Linked DNA regions of Homo sapiens: region 1 is linked to region 2. Evidence: read pairs that join two places in POLR2A ChIA-PET (ENCODE). Cell type or tissue: MCF 10A. All regions are shown on one strand. Links, peaks and the distances in the headings refer to the core of each region. The heading gives the core; the rest is flanking DNA. Region 1 has its middle 56 kb from the start of ZNF354A. Region 2 overlaps ZNF354A (zinc finger protein 354A).

The links. Peaks named below come from ENCODE experiments on the same cell type or tissue, not always from the same donor. Only the 100,000 strongest peaks of a DNase experiment are listed, where the experiment ranks them.
Region 1: POLR2A ChIA-PET joins it to region 2 with 7 read pairs; 2 of 35 experiments call an interaction of 5 or more read pairs at or near these places.

Annotation. Positions count from the first base shown.
Region 1 is chr5:178,783,992-178,788,384 of GRCh38, reverse strand. It overlaps the pseudogene AACSP1. Among named protein-coding and RNA genes, the nearest start is that of ZNF354A, 56 kb to the right of the region's middle. In MCF 10A, for the core only: a CTCF peak has its summit at 829 (motif pointing right); DNase peaks (open chromatin) are centred at 1,094 and 2,174.
Region 2 is chr5:178,714,270-178,718,662 of GRCh38, reverse strand. All of the region lies in intron 4 of ZNF354A (zinc finger protein 354A), which reads left to right. Among named protein-coding and RNA genes, the nearest start is that of ZNF354A, 14 kb to the left of the region's middle. In MCF 10A, for the core only: no CTCF peak of the experiment used is centred there; no DNase peak of the experiment used is centred there.

The sequences.
Region 1 (4,393 bases), core at 286-4,285, 70 kb before region 2:
CACCTTCATCCTTGGCTGTGATGTTGAAGTAGTTAATCAAACTCTGGGTTTGTGAAAGAAGCATGAGGGATGGTGGGAGGAGCTAGTCTCCCTCTCCCAAAACTCTAGCCATCTCTAGGGTACAGTGGTGGCTTTGTCAGTGGCAGGGTGGGTCTCGGAAAGTAAAGGAATGAAGGTGTGGGAGATGGAAGGACTAAGGTAATCTGCCTCCTTGCATGGAGGGAGACCCACCCTGCCATTGCCTTAGCCACGCCCAGCCAGTTTTGAATTCCAGGACATTCTGTGCCACGCTGCCTCACACCTTCAGACAGCGAGTTCCATGGCAGTCTTCCCTCCCTGGGACGAGTCTCTCCACCGAATGTGCGGGGACTGAGGTTCTACTGCCCATAGTGACACGGAACGGTCTTAATCTCTGGGCCCCAAAGAGAAAAATGTTCTTTAGTTGGGAAGATCAGGTTTACATGTGAAGGGCTGCCTGGCTGGAAGAGAAGCTGAGGAAGGAAATAGCGTATTAGACGGTGCTGCCCTTGAAAACGCAGTGATGTATATTCAGCAGCGTGTGTCGTTCGCTGAGCACAAACGTTCATAGAACTGTGGATTCTAAACGTTCAAGAAGAGCTGCACTTTTCTAAATTTCATAGAAATGTGAACTTGTTTAAGAAAAAGGGATGGGTAGAGGGTTTCACCTATGGCACACGTTTTAACAAAGAATTCTCCCAGCACTTTGGGAGCCAAAGCAGGAGGATCACTTGCGCCCAGGAGTTGGAGACTGCAGTGAGCTGTGATTGCACCACTGCACTCCAGCCTGCGGCACCAGAGGGAGACGCTGTCTCAAAAACAAAACAAAACAAACAAACTAATAATAATTCTGTAGCGCTGTCTTCATTGGTGAATGAATGTGTGAGGATAGAATTTGAGAGGTCTTAATTTTATGGCCTCCTTTGGTCCCCCAAGATAAAACACACTGCAGCTGCGAAAATGATGGGTTCTTGTGAACAACTGTTTTATGTGAAGCCTCATGGTAGAGGGAGCTGGCCCTGCATACTGGTATCAGCGTAAAGAACAGTCAGGCGTGCCTGTGAGCAAGGCAGGGCCGTGACTCAGACTTCAGTAAACACGAAGTGTGAGTTCAACCCAGAAAAATGCTGTCTCAGGTTTTGCAGACTTGTCAGAAATAAATCACCAACTTTAGGAAGCTTTGGTGCAAGAGCCTTGAAGAATTTTCTTCAAGGTGTTTTCTTTCCTGCCTGCATCCTAGCATCCTGGTAACCAGGGCGAAGTGGCTGTCGGTGCTGGAAGAGAAGGCCGTGAAGCCGGGTGAGTGTGCCTCTTTAATACTCATTCCCTGTACTGCCAATCAAGGCAGTTAAATCCATCCTGTTTCCTGCTTGTGAGTGAGGCTTCAGGAGCTGGGTTTACTTTTAATCTTTTGGTGATTCTTCACCCCAGTGGAAACCCACAGTCTCCAGATGCCCCAGACACATCCAGCCATTAGAAGTGCAAGGATGAAAGTATTTGTTTAGATGGAAGTATACTGATGGACATTGAAACGTGGTGATGATGAGTGAAATAATCAAATTGCAGAAGATCGTGCTCCAGACACGATCCTGTCCACCGCCTCCCTGCTGAAGGCCTAGAGCAACGAGTGTGTCTACAGGTGTGTCAAGAGCAGTGTCCTCCTGGCCTTCATCTCACGTATGGCTCTGCAGGGGACAGACCTCCCAGCCATCCCCGCCTCTGGAAGGCAGACCGGCCCCATAAGTATGCACACCCCCTGCCCAGTGCTTGGTTTCATCCCAAGGACACGGTCTACGGGGCAGCCAATATGCACAGTCCCTTCTCGTTATCTGAGGCAGCAATGCTCCACAAAGTCACTGTGAACACCGAGTTAGCACATATGGAACCCTTGCCCCGGGGGAAATATATTTATACACACACCTCTCACATCGATTATAGTCTTAAAATCCAAAACAACACATCTTGCTTCTATTTTTTTATCTTGTGAAAGAGAAAATGCAGTTCAGAGGCGTTCAGTGACTTGCCCAAGGCCACTGTCAGGTGCCAGAGCTGGGATGCAAAGCCTGGGAACGAGGCACCCTGCCTCACCCTGCCCCGGTCTCCTGTGTGTGAGAGGGAGCTAGGGAGGCCACGTCTCCTTGTGTGACCTCAGTGGGAACCGACATGGGTGACTCAGGGTTTTGACTGCTCTGCAGTGTCTGAGAGTGACCGCAAAAGCTCCAGAGTATAGTTCTGGAGGTTACACATGCATTTTAGTGAGTAGGCAAATTCACAAAACTAAAATCTGCAAATGGAAGCCACTGTATGGAAGGACAAATATTGCAACATTGTTTATATGAGGAAAAATAGACACTACCTGTATGCCCAGCAGAAGGAAATTCATTGAATAATTTAGGGTACATTCTTAATTTATGCAACCATTAGAAGTGCAAGGATGAAAGTATTTGTTTAGATAGAAATATACTGATGGACGTTGAAACATGGTCATCATGAGTGAAATAATCAGATTGCAGCATTATAAGGTGCGGTCATGTTTGTAGGTTGAAAACGGGAATATATGGATGTTTACATGCATACTCATATATGTATATACATGGGTGTATTATATGTGGATTCCAACTGATTTTTTTTGTTTGTTTGATTTTTTGAGAGGGAGTCTCACTCCAGCCCAGGCTGGAGTGCAGTGGGTGCAATCTCAGCTCACCGCAACCTCTGCCTCCTGGGTTCAAGCAGTTCTCTTGCCTCAGCCTCCCAAGTAGCTGGGATTACGGGCATGTGCCACCACGCCCAACTAATTTTTCTGTATTGTTAGTAGAGATAGGGTTTCACATATTGGCCAGGCTGGTCTCAAACTCCTGACCTCAGGCGATCCACCCACCTTGGCCTCCCAAAGTGCTGGGATTACAGGCGTGAGCCACTGTGCCTGTCCCCAAGTGCATTTTTTTGTCATAACTTTTTTCTTAACATAAAGTTGTGCCTTGGAAAATGGTTCATGAATGTGGAAAAAAATTCAGAGTCCACAAAGGTGTCCTCATTGCTGCCGCCCCCCTTCCCCAAGGAAGCCGACGTCGTTCCCTTCAGAGATGTTCTGTGCATAGGTGAGTGTGTGTGCCTGAGTGTGTGTTTGTGAGTGTGTGTAAATGGGGTGAGAGCACCCCCATTTTCTGTAGTTTAGGGTACATACCTCACTTCTCCTTAATGGGACTTAGAGTTGATTCCATTGCTGCCCATAGAAATCTTTGGGTCACTGTTTGTTTTTTGTTTGTTTTTTAGACAGGGATTTGCTCTGTTGCCCCTGCTGAAGTGCACAGTGACACGATCATGGCTCACTGCAGCCTCAGCCTCCTGGGCTCAAGTGATCCTCCCACTTCAGCCTCCTGTGTAGCTAGGACCACAGGTGCATGCCACCACACTCAGCTATGTTTTTTTATTTTTTGTGAAAACGGGGTTTCACCATGTTGCCTAGGGTGTTCTTGAACTCCTGAGCGCAAGTGATTCTCCCGCCTCGGCCTCCCAAAGTGCTGGGATTACAGGCGTGAACCACCGTGCCTGGCCTAGCTCACTTTTATTTTCTTTTTACACATCTGTAGTTGTGATTTTTCTCCTTGTGATTTGAAAACATACTCTCAGAGCACCTCTTTAAGGGATATGTTTGCCCAAAGCCTGAGGCCAACCCTCCAGCTTTCCTCCCCACTGTTGGTTCCTCAGCCTGAGGTGGGGGGTCTGAGCCATTCTTACCAGCAGGAAGGAGGTCAGGAGCCCTGCTCAGACCTTAATGGTGGCAGAAATGAATGTGACTCACTCATTTTCATGGGACACGTCAGTCAGTGACATGAAATGGCAGAGAAGACATCACCTTTTATTCTTTGCCTGAAGGAAGAAATAAAATCATCTTAGAGTTGAAGCCAAAATCAACCCTTCTGGTTTTTGGAGCCATCGAGTCATTTCATGTGGATCTTGAACACCCCCACACTCCCAGTTCATACACGCGGAGCCTGATTAGGGAAAACATTTGCTTTATGAAATTTTTTTTTCACGTATGTGAGTTGAGTATAAAGAGTAGCCTGGGCCGGGCACAGTAGCTCACAACTGTAATCCCAGCACTTCGGGATGCCGAGCCGGAAGGATTGCTTGAGCCCAGGAGTTCAAGACTAGCTTGAGCAACAGTGGGACCCTGTTTCTACAAAAAATTTAAAAAAAAAAAATTAGCCGTGGCTAGGCGGTGTGGTCACGCCTTAATCCCAGCACTATGGGAGGCTGAAGCGGGCAGATCACTTGAGGTCAGGAGTTCGAGACCAGCTAGGTCAACATGGTGAAACCTCATTTCTACCAAAAAAACCCCAAAAATTAGCCAGGCATGGTGACATATGCCTGT
Region 2 (4,393 bases), core at 155-4,154:
AGAGATGATGGTGTCATTTTGAACTGGAAAACATATAAAAAAGGTTTGAAAAGGAATGCTCTGGGTTCAGATTTGGACAGGCTGAATTTAAAAAGAAAGATACACAAGTGGAAATTCTAACCGGCAGTTGGAAAGACCTCTGTAAAGTATTTTTCAGGATAGTCGTACACATAAGAGGTGTGGGAGTAAATGAAATCATCCAGGGAGATAGGGTTGAAGAAACACTCTCTGGGTGTAGTGAGAGTCCAGGTGGAAGAGTCTAGACCTGATAACAGGAAGTGGTCAGGGCAGTGGCCATCAGCAAGATGATTCTGGCTTCTCAACTTCTGACCTAGGTCTTCACCTTGTTTAACAGGTAGCTGAGGACTGGGCTTGATTCTAGGAGGAAGCAAAGGTTGAACTGCACCTCAGGAGACCTATTTGTAGGCCTCTAGAAAGTTCTAAACAGATCATAAGGAAGAGTCAGGATATCCACAATCCAAAACTTACGTCTGCTTCTGTGAAAAACATGATTTCAGGACTAAAATATTGGCACTTTAGAGTTGGGATGAGTTTTCCAGAATTGATAATGGACTTCCGAGTCGTAATCATATCCATTAAAAAATAAAAGCTCCCCATGTCACATTTGCTTACTCTCCTTTAGAAACTGTTGAAAAGGGTTTCTGCTCTTGATGTTTCTATTTTCTCACCTCCCATTGTTTCCTCCATGCACTCCAGCTGGGCTTTCTTCCTTATAATTCCACTGATAGCTCTGTTATTAAATCCCAAACAACCTCCGTCTTGCCACAATCAGGATTAAGTTTTTAGTCCTCAAATTATTTGCCACAGTTATTCACTCCTCCCTGAAGTACTTCTTCCCTTGGCTTCTGGAACACTGTACTCTCCTGATATTATTCTTCTTAACCTCGTAATATTTCAGTGTCTAAGTGATTCCTTTCAGTTCTTCAGCTTTAAATCAAACCCACATGCTGCTGACCCCCAAATGCCTGTCTATAGCTCTGACCTCCCCCAGATCTCCAGAATAATAAATACAATCTAGTATTTCAGTATCTTCCTGCAACTCTATTAAGGCATCTCAGCCATCACAAACATACCAGAAACAGAATGCCCCCTCAGCCTTGCCCCTTTCCTGGTCTTCCCCTTCTAGCCTTGCCCCTTTCCTGGTCTTTCCCTTCTTGGTGGTTGGTGGCAGCTCTCAGAATTCTGGCTAGAAACCTAGGCATGATCCCTAACTTTCCTGTTTCCCTCTCAGCTTCCTGGGAGTCCTGAGTCTTGTTATTCTTGGTCCCGCTAGCTCTTCCTTCACTGTACAGCCTGGCATAGTCATCTGTACCTCCAGCCCTTTCTCACGTGAAGAGCTGCAGTAGCTTCTTCAGTAGCCTCTCCCCTCCCTGCTTCCACTGGTGCCCCAGCGTAGTCGGTCCACGCAGCAGCCAACTCAAATGAACACATAATTCCCCAGTGGCTTCCCGTAGGCTTAAATTCCAGTCCTTAGGATGACCTGGGCCTTAGAGGATTTGTCCCCCACCTCCTGCTCCACTCTTTTGTTTTTTATTTTTTGTTTACTTTTTTTTTTTTTTTTTTTGAGATGGAGTCTCACTCTGTCGCCCAGGCTGGTGTGCAGTCATGTGATCTGGGCTCACTGCAGCCTCTGCCTCCTGGGTTCAAGCAATTCTCTGCCTCAGCCTCCCGAGTACCTGGGATTATGGGCGTGTGCCACCACACCCGGCTGATTTTTGTATTTTTAGTAGATAACAGATTTCACCGTGTTGGCCAGGCTGGCCTTGAATTCCTGATCTCAGGTGATGCACCCACCTCGGCCTCCCAAAGTGCTAGGATTGCAGCTGTGAGCCACCACGCCCGGCCCCGTTCCAGGCTTATTTTATCATTTCACCATTTTCCCTCTTCTCGCTCTACTCTGGCCAGTCTCTCTGCTGTTCCTAAGTCAGCCTCACTTTTGTGTGTGTTGGTTCCTTTGCCCAGGGAGCTCTTGAGCACTTTCTTCAGCTATCCACATGACTTTTATTACGTACTTGTTATTTGTCCCTTCATCCCCCTCCTTCCCCAGCACATGCGCACACTCCAAAGTATAAGCTCCTTAAAGGCTGGAACCCTGTCTTATTGAATACATTATCTGCATTCCCCAGAACATTACCTGGCCCATAGTAGGCACTTAATGAGTACTTGTGAATGGAAAGGATGCTGCCAGCATATGTAAAGATAAACAAGTCAAGTCATGGAGTGCTCCTGAAGCTGCATGTAGTTCAGCATACCTGGCAAGAAGCCAGGGAAGAGGGGGTGAGGACAGGTGGATAAAGGTCAGATCAGATAGTACTCTATTCACCATGTTAAGGACGCCTAAGAGTCTTCAAGACTCTTAAGAGACTTCAGATGTGAATCATTGAAAATCTATTGGAGGACCTTAAGGAAGTTTGCCACATAGTAAAATATTGATCTTAGAAAGATTGGCCGGGCATGATGGCTCACACCTGTAATCCCAGCGCTTTGGGGAGGCTGAGGTGGGCGGAACATGAGATCAGGAGTTCGAGACCAGCCTGACCAACATGGTGAAACCCTGTCTCTACTAAAAATACAAAAATTAGCCAGGTGTGGTGGCGCACACCTGTAATCCCAGCTACTTAGGAGGCTGAGGCAGGAGAATCACTTGAACCTGGGAGGGGGAGGTTGCAGTGAGCCGAGGTCGCGCCACTGCACTCCAGCCTGGGTGACACAGTGAGACTCCATCTCAAAAAAAAAAAAAACCACAGAGATTATTCTGGCTGCAGTGTGGAGACTGAATTGGCAGAGGGCAAGACTAGTTAGGAGATTATGGTAGAGATAGTAATGCATGGCAAACAAAATACCACTTAAGTACCTGATCCCCGTGCTCAGGGCTGTAGCAAAGGTGAGGGACCTTTCTTTACACTAGGCCTAAGGCAGGTTCTGTATCATTGCCTTACAAGCTAGAATCCAAGTTGCAGAATCTTGCTGCTGCCTTCTTCCCAGCACATATATTAAGCCTAGAAACAACGACCGATATTCACAGGGAAAAAGCACTTCATTTTTGCCACTGCCCCCTCCATATATTTGGCCTAAATAATGTATTAAAATTTGATCACTTAATTTAGCAAGACTGAAACGGAGAAGGAACTAGGAAGGTGTTAAGCATAAAGTTAAGAAACTCTGCTTTCCCTTACAGTAAATAGTATAAAGATATAAGGCATGTGAAGTTAGTCAGGGAGGGTGTGTGGAGTGAAAAAAAAATCCAAAACCCTAGGGAATACCATTATTTAAAGAAGGAATGGAAGAAGAGTTATCCATGAAGGGAACTAGTAAGTGAACACTAATAAGGGAAAAGCAAGATGTATTGTGTTTGTTAAGCAGAAGTAATTTGTAGATGTGTGAAAGTGACTGTCATACAGGAATCGCAAATACAGTGAGACACAAATGGTCCCTTTAAACAGTTACCTCTACCCCAAGAGAAGATGCTAAGACTATGTGCATAACCGTTCCCCTGAGAGAATTTACTATCTATTGAATTGTGTTCTTATCCAATTTTAATATTTCTTCACTTCTGTTCTTTACTTTTCCATGTTAACCATGCTTTATCTTATATATCCATGCCTGTCTTATTGTTGATCTTTGACTCTTTTCAGCCATCCCATGTAACCTCTCTTGCTTGATGCATGAGTAGGCTGCCTTCCTATCTTGCACCTCTTGGCTCTAGGCCTGTCTTGTGGCACCTCTTGTCGATTAATTCAATAACAGGGCCCTCCTGTTTGAACTGGCCCTGAAACCTCTCTAATCACCCATGTACTGGCCTAGGAGGCAACTTCTACAAGGGTCTGAAATGTGTATGTGTATGTATGTATAACACATGTGCATATTTGTATATATATGAAGTATGTATGTGTATGTATGTATAACACATGTGCATATTTGTATATATATGAAATACGTAAGAATATTTGACATTGTTCCAGTTAGGAATGTATAAGTAATTAAGGCAGATTAACAAAACATACAACTTTTGTATATAATTGGAGTGCTGTCAAGAGGATCTGTAGGAAAATAGGGCATTCTGATCTGCTTGTGAAGAACAGTTACTTCAGAAAAGGAAAGTGAGATACATACAGACATAGATATAGAACTATAATATACTATATATGTGTGCATATATTATAAAGGTCAGTAATACATATGTTTAATACTCTGGTAAGTGCTATAGTAAGGAGAAGGGACCGTGGCTGCTCAGAGTCAAAGGATTGAGAGAGTCCATTTTTGAACTGAATCTGAAGGATATAAGGGAATTTGACATGGGGTGGAGGGACTTTCCAGATTAAGAATAATTATATAAAGGCTGAGCACAGTGGCTCATGCCTGTAATCCAAGC